Regions from separate parts of the Homo sapiens genome. Here regions 1 and 2 are each linked to region 3. Evidence: read pairs that join two places in POLR2A ChIA-PET (ENCODE). Cell type or tissue: Panc1. All regions are shown on one strand.

Region 1 (2,500 bases), 220 kb after region 3:
TCAGCAACTGCCTGAGGTGTCAAAGGAGCAATGGCTAATCTAAAGCCAGAGATGTGGGACATCTGCAGTCAGTGTCAATGCCCTTGTCTCTCTGGGGCCCAGGAAGCAACTGCATGAAGGTGCAGATGACCCTGCTACCCTGGAACTGGTGACTGAAATAAGGGGCAAGTTGACCCAGTGAAGCAAAGGGATGGGGGAGACTGTGGAGATTTTTTTTTTTTTTTTTGAGACAGAGTCTCCCTCTGTCACCCAGGCTGGAGTACAGTGGCATGATCTCAGCTCACCACAACCTCTGCCTCTCAGGTTCAAGTGATTCTCATGCCTCAGCCTCCCCAGTAGCTGGGATCACAGACATGTGCCACCAGGCCCAGCTAATATTTTTATTTTTAGTACAGACGGGATTTCGCCAGGCTGGTCTTGAACTCGTGACCTCAAGTAATCCGCTCTCCTCAGCCTCCCCAAATGCTGGGATTATAGGCATGAACCACTGCACCTGGCCAAGGCCATGGAGATTCTGCCCTGGCCATCTAAGTGGTCTGTCCACCTCCCCCATTATCCCACGCCTCTCAGTTCCTACGCAAGATGCAAAACATCTGGAAAAATGGACTGTATCCATTCCTCTCTTCCAAACTCCTCACTGGCCTTGATGTGCATTTAGGATAAAATCCAGACTCCGAAGCCCCCTGCATAAAATAATCCCTTAGGATGCTTGCTCATCAGGCAGATTCCAAGCTCCTGCGCCAAGATGCTGATTCAGCAAGGCTGAGATGGACCCAAGCATCTGCAATTGCAACAACCCCCTGCGGGAATCCTGATGCAGGCCACCCATGAAACTTCTTTTGGAAATTCTGTCCTCCAGATTTGACCTCTAATGCCTCTTCTCTCATCTGGTCCTGCTTGCTCTCCCCTGGTGCACGATCTCCTGTTGCAGAGCCCAGAAAGGGCCGGGTACAGGCTTTAGCCATCAGCCCCGATCTCCGACATCCCTCACACCCATTCTTTGATGTAGACAATTCTCATTTCCTCAAAGTCACATAAAGTGCTGTTTTAAACTTAACTTCAAGTCAAATAATCCATTTTCTGTATTACTGATATAGAACATTCTGGAGCTACCAGCATTCTTTCCTATATCAAAAGTTTCCAGTGGCCTGTATTTTTCTTCCTAGAACGTCAACCTTTGCCCCAAATGTACCCCCACCCCATTCTTGGAGTGATTCATGTCAAGTGTTTAGCTCCCTACTAGACTGAAATCTGTCTGAGGGCAAGAGCTCGTTTCTTCTCTGCTGTATACAAAGAGCTGAGCATATTGCCTGGAATATAATTAAGGCTTAATAAATATTTGTCACATGAACATGAAAAAGCAGGCAATTTCTGGATGACCTTCAAGTAAATAAAGTCAGTCTGAGATGCGGGAGGTCTCCACGGCAGGTAGCAAAAGGAAGACTAAGAAAAGTGAACGGTGAACGGAGCTGAACAGTGACCACCCTGTGATGTTCCCAGCTGAGGGTGAACACTAATGAACACTTGCAAATGGCCCCAGGGCTCTTCCAGACCTTTGAAATCCTAGGCCAGAGGTCATCTCTCGGCTCTGATTCAGAGACCACCTGCCACTGCGCAGCCCTGGGATTCCACTGCTCACCCCAACTGCAGAGGCCTGACTCCTCCCTTACCCCCTCCTCCGACTCCTCATAAACCAGGTTCAACTCACCTTAAAATCAGTTTCCTCATTTGTCTTTTTAAGGACTACTAAAATCCTTAAAGAGACGTTCTGATGAGCTTATTCTCTTTGACTTAAGAGTACAGAGATGTTTGGTCATTTTAAGGATTCCTCCTTTATTTTACTAAAAGTTTTGTCTTCACCCCTCTCCAGCCCCCAGCAAATATTCTGAGACCTCTGAGACCCCTGGACTCCTCCTAGGAGGGGCATAGCTTTAGGAGGTTGTGAACCCCTTAAAACTGTATCTGATCTTTTGTGTGTATATTCATGGCTTCCTATCCTATTTTAAAAGATTGAAAATCACCGCATAGTAAAAGCAACACTGTCTTTTTAACGAAAATGTCTGTGTTTAAATCCCAGCTCTACACCTGTCGATTGAAGTAACCGGGGGCAGACCATTTAAGTCATGTGAAAGCTCTGTAGATGGCTGTCATGGGATCTTACTAAATTGTCTGCATGAAAGCCCTTGTAGGCTACAAAGCATGGAATTCCAGTATGTTCTCTCTCAAGAACCTCAGCCAGGGGCCCCTAGACAATCACATTTGCTCTTTTCACCTTCCCCATCACTGCATAAGGTCTGCGCAAGTGATTCCCATTCTACACATGCGAACACTGAGGCCAAGGTAGGTGATTGAGTGTCCCTGAGGTCACAGGATCAATGACTGAAAGAAGCTGAACCTTGAAGGTAGAAAGGAGGGGAATTAAAAGAAGAAAAATAAAAACAAGAAACAAAATCATGCTTCTTTGTTGTCCTTCTGGAACTCAGACTCTGAGTGAGTTAGG
Region 2 (2,500 bases), 370 kb before region 3:
ATAAAGAATGAGTACAAATTGCCACAGGCAGTTTTGGAAGAAAAACAGAACTGTGCAAAACAATGACAGTTGCTCTACTGCAGCACTGGACAAATGCAGTAAAGAAAACAGTACATCAGTTGCAGTTTTTCTGCTTAAGTAGAGTGCTCTGCCTTGTGTGAGAAGGAGCTATACAAGCACATAACTGCAGAATCTGTGTGTGAATGCACAAGTAGGACAAAGGTGATAGACTGTAAATGCGTTTGTAAAAGCTATCAAGTCGGATTCAGTCTGTCTTTGACTCTCTCTCTCTCACACACATACATACACACACACACGTGTGCACACACAGAGTTCCATTTCCTTCTAAATAATAAGACTGAGGAGCAGCTACAGTGAAAAGCATGCGCACTCTGGACACACAAAAGTAAAAAAGGTAAAGAGTTTTCATTGAGAGGAACATTAATATTTTTCAATGAGGATGCTAAGACAAAAATAAAGAGTGATACTTCTTTAATGTGGCCTATGAGAGAAGAAAACGACTTACTTTCTATGCAAAGAAAACTCATTTGTATCACACCTTGTACAGGTAAACAGCAAGAATGAGGGATTTATTTTCATGGGATTAAGAGAATGAAACTGGACTCACATCTTTAGCCTTGCTTGAAAAATGCTGTTAAATATCGTATGTTCTTCTAAAGACTACTCAAACTTCATTATTGTGCTACTTTAAGGTATTGTGTGAGCATTTTATCTACTTTCAATGTCAAAAACCGCAATTACTTTTGCACCAATCTAATATATACTTCTATACTGTTAAATTTTCCAAAGTATGAGAATCCTGTAACACTATGATTATAAACAATGTAAGAACTTTACATTTAATTACAGAATCTCATAAGAGTTTTTATCTGTAACAAAATACAGAGGACCCCTAACTTGTGAATTTTCAACTTTCAAAATTGTATTAAAAAAAAAAAAAACTCTAGAGCAAAAGCGCATCAACTCTACCGGCTACCAACAGAGGGCGAAAGCGGTCACATGCAGCCACTCCAACACTTCCTGCTACTTCATCTTCTACAGTTGGACAGGTTCATGCTTAGTTTCATGAAGTTTTAAATAACTGACTCTATTAAGTTTAACAAACAAAAGCATTACAAATAAGAAATGTACAACCAACCACAACAAAGTAAGAGATTTTAACAACTGAAGGTGATGAGAAAATGATGAATGTTTCTGCGAGTGGAAATAATTGTGGAGGACAAAGTGAACCCTGCAATACTGGAAATATACTGACACACAATCAAAAATAATCAACAAGAGATGAAAAAAAGCTATAAGATAGAGAATTATAAACAGAGAATATGAAATATGTAAAAACTATTTTTATTATACACTCCTATTAAAAAATACATCCATAATATTTGTATATTTATTTTTCTAATTTTCTATGTGTACCTCTGTATTTCATTCAATCTAAGAAATACATCAACTGTAGACATATTAGAACCAATGAAGTATGGTATTTGACTAATGTATTATATACGTTATGAAGCATATATGAAGTTGGAATTTTCAAAGGAAACAAACAAGAGACCTAGAGACTCTAATATTCTTCTCCCTGCACTTTAACAGACCTTTTGCACAACAGTTTGGAGATCCCCCATCAGAATATAGGATGAAATAAATAAAATGGTAGATGTTAGATCTCAATAAATGCTACTGAAAAGTAGATGCCTCATCTCCCCTATTACATTTATTATATATTGGATATCATCATCTGTGATAAACCTGACAAAACAAGCAAAAAAGCATGAAACAAATATTTCTTATAAAGCATCCCCCCAAAGTTATTCATTAGAGTAATGATGCTGTAGGAGTGAAAGGCACAGATTTTAGAGTCAGACCAACTTGGATTTGTGGCATGGCTATCTATGCCAGTCACTACTAAAAGCACCAGACACTTGCGTATTCTCATCTATAAAATGAACATAACAATCCTTACTTCACAGAACAAAAATAAGGATGAACTGTGAGTAAGCGCATATACGAAGCTTGCAGCAAATGTCTGGAACACAACAAGACTCAATAAAGGACAACAAAGAGATTATTCATGGCAACTTATTTCATCTGTTTAATTACACTAGCTTATCCAAAGTGTTGGACAGAAAGATGATATGTGAAAGGGTTTGACTTAACCAGTCTACTTCACTTAAGTCACTTTTAGATACCACAATTGCTGACACAAATACAGTATGAACCCTCAGACCAAAGCCCATTTCTGCTTATAGATGTGAGTAAATACAGGAAACGCACCAACAATGAGCAAGCATACTGGCCTCTTTATCTAACATAAGCTTCAGGGTACAGGGGTTCTTCGTGAATCTAGCACTGGAAAGTTCTATGTGCCTGCCGTAATCAGCCTCAGATGCATCTGACAGCTGATAATACTAATGGGACAACAAAGCACACTGTGAACAACACAGGCCAGAAGAATCTCCACAACAGCAAGGCTCATTTC
Region 3 (2,500 bases):
TTCCTTTGGTGACAAAGGACATCATCAGTACAAATGGGGAGACCTGGAGAAAGTTTTCAGATGAGACAATAACGCTGTGTCAGTGTTCATTCCCTACGTTTGATCATTGTATTGTGGTTTTGTAAGACAATGTTGCTTGTTTTTAGGAAATTCAGAGTGAAGTATTTCACAGAGGTGTGATGTCTGAGAAAACAAGCATTTTTCTCCTCTTTATAGCTGTATCTACAGAGACAGGGGTGGGGGGTGGGGGAAGGATACAGCAAAGTGGTAATGTGGTAACATTTGGGAAATCTGGGTGACAGGTACATGGGAATTCTTTGTATTGTTCTTGCAACTTTTTCCTAAGTCTGAAATTATATTTCAATAAAAAGTAAATTGGGTTGGGCACAGCGGCTTACACTTGTAATCCCAGTGCTTTGGGAGGCCAAAATGGGAGGATCGCTTAAGGCCAGGGGTTTGTGACTAGCCTGGGAAACATAGCGAGACCCCCATCTCTACTAAAAAGTAAAAAAAATTATCTGGCTGCGGTGGCGTGCGCCTATAGTCCCAGCTACTTGGGAGGCTGAGGTAGGAGGATGACTTGAGCTCAGGAATTCAAGGCTGCGGTGAGCAGAGATCACACCACTGGGTGCCAGCCTGGGCGACAGAGCAAGACCCTGTCTGAAAAATAAATAAATAAATGCATAAAGTAAGAAGTTAATTAAAAAAAAAAAGGAAAGCAAATCATCATGTGTGCATGGCTGCTCACTAAGAGGAAAGAACCAGCCGCCTGGGGCAGGACTATTCAGGCTCTTCCTGGAAGTCCCTGGCTCAGAGCAGACTCTTGCCCCTTTCCCCTGTCCCTCTGCCTCTGGTGGCACGCATGTGACAAGGAGCCACTGACCAGCCTGGCTGCCCGCAAGGCCTGGAGCCCGGCATCTGGAAAGGATCAGCTGCCACCGCTAAACTCACCCCTCCACCCACAGCTCATTCCCGGAGTCTCTGAAGGCGGGGCTGAGCTTTGGGGGTTTCGCAATAAGAATCCACACATATTCTTCTGAGGAGGCTGTCAGGAAAAAGCCTTCTCGGGACATCCCTGCAAGCACTTTGCCAAGCCCTCAGTGACACCTTTGCCTTCCTTGCTCATCTGAATTTTGGGGGTTCCTGTTCAGAGGCCACAGAGCACAGGATAACAGAGATGATGGGTGAGCAGATCTTCTGTCAGGACACTTCCTGGGTGGTTTAGCTATTTTGTCTGCCTGGGGCAGGGAGAGAGGAGAGGATCCCTACGGCCCTAGGGGCATCATGAAGTCTCTCCAAGCTTTTGTGCTGAAATGTACATTTTACCTCTCACTTCCATCCTTGCTGCACTTCTAATGCAGTGCAGGCAGCTTTCATGGGATTTGGGCCATGCAGGACTCGCAAGCTCAGCAATGCCAACCATGCACGTTTCTGGGCAGAGCTTCCGGAGGGGCGTGGGCTGGGCTGGAAAGAGCCAGGGGTTTGGAATCCAAGCGAGTCAGGAGGGCAGTCTCCGATTCACCACTTCCAGGCTGGGCAGCATTGGTCTAAAGGCTTCTCCTAGGGCGGAGCTTAATACCCCCATGTGTAAAATGGAAAAAAACAAACACACAAAAACAAATACCCCCATGTGTAAAATGGAAAAAAAAAACACACATGTGTAAAATGGAAAAAAATAAACATTCCTATCGCGAATGAAGCGATAGGAAAGTGCCCGGCATAAAGTAGATTTGTAAAAAGAAACAAAACCAATTCTGTTTTTTTTTTTTTTTTGGTTTTTTTTTTGAGACGGAGTATCGCTCTGTCACCCACACTGGAGTGCAGTAGCGCGATCTTGGCTCACTGCAAACTCCACCTCCCGGGTTCACGCCATTCTCCTGCCTCAGCCTCCCGAGTAGCTGGGACTACAGGTGCCTGCCAACACGCCCAGCTAATTTTTTTGTAGTTTTAGGAGAGACAGGGTTTCACTATGTTAGCCAGGATGGTCTCGATCTCCTGACCTCCTGATCCGCCCGCCTCGGCCTCCCAAAGTGCTGGGATTACAGGCGTGAGCCACTGTGCCCGGCCTAAAACAAAACCAATTCTGCAATTCCATCTGCATTTAGTGAACACTGACTCGGAGCCAGGGGTAGCACGAGGGCCCTCCCAGCTGTGGGAGGATTTAGGTTCAAATCCACGCCTCACCTCTGAATGACTAAGGTTAAATTACCCAATGTAACATATGCCTGGTTTCCCTACCTGGTAACAGGTATAATAATAGCATCCACTGGCCAGATGCAGTGGCTCACGCCCATAATCCCAGCACTTTGGGAGGCTGAGGCAGATGGATCACCTGAGATCAGGGGTTCGAGACTAGCCTGGCCAACATGGTGAAACCCCATCTCTACTATAAATACAAAATTAGCCAGGTGTGGTGGCACGCACCGGTAATCCCAGTTACTTGGGAGCCTGAGGCAGGACAATCGCTTAGAACCCGGGAAGCAGAGGTTGCAGTGAGCCA

What was found. ChIA-PET counts read pairs that join two places held together with the same protein. Peaks named below come from ENCODE experiments on the same cell type or tissue, not always from the same donor. Only the 100,000 strongest peaks of a DNase experiment are listed, where the experiment ranks them.
Region 1: POLR2A ChIA-PET joins it to region 3 with 16 read pairs; 1 of 35 experiments calls an interaction of 5 or more read pairs at or near these places.
Region 2: POLR2A ChIA-PET joins it to region 3 with 5 read pairs; 2 of 35 experiments call an interaction of 5 or more read pairs at or near these places.

The regions. Positions count from the first base shown.
Region 1 is chr12:116,655,808-116,658,307 of GRCh38, forward strand. LOC124903028 (a long non-coding RNA gene) reads right to left here. Exons shown (of 3, transcript XR_007063474.1): 3 at 1,814-2,500. Among named protein-coding and RNA genes, the nearest start is that of LINC03088, 4.5 kb to the right of the region's middle. In Panc1, no CTCF peak of the experiment used is centred here; no DNase peak of the experiment used is centred here; H3K27ac peaks cover 959 bases.
Region 2 is chr12:116,065,812-116,068,311 of GRCh38, forward strand. All of the region lies in intron 4 of MED13L (mediator complex subunit 13L), which reads right to left. Among named protein-coding and RNA genes, the nearest start is that of MIR620, 82 kb to the right of the region's middle. In Panc1, CTCF peaks have their summits at 993 (motif pointing right) and 1,262; a DNase peak (open chromatin) is centred at 1,030; H3K27ac peaks cover 2,286 bases.
Region 3 is chr12:116,433,441-116,435,940 of GRCh38, forward strand. No RefSeq gene overlaps it. Among named protein-coding and RNA genes, the nearest start is that of MIR4472-2, 6.4 kb to the left of the region's middle. In Panc1, no CTCF peak of the experiment used is centred here; no DNase peak of the experiment used is centred here; H3K4me3 peaks cover 1,325 bases; H3K27ac peaks cover 2,500 bases.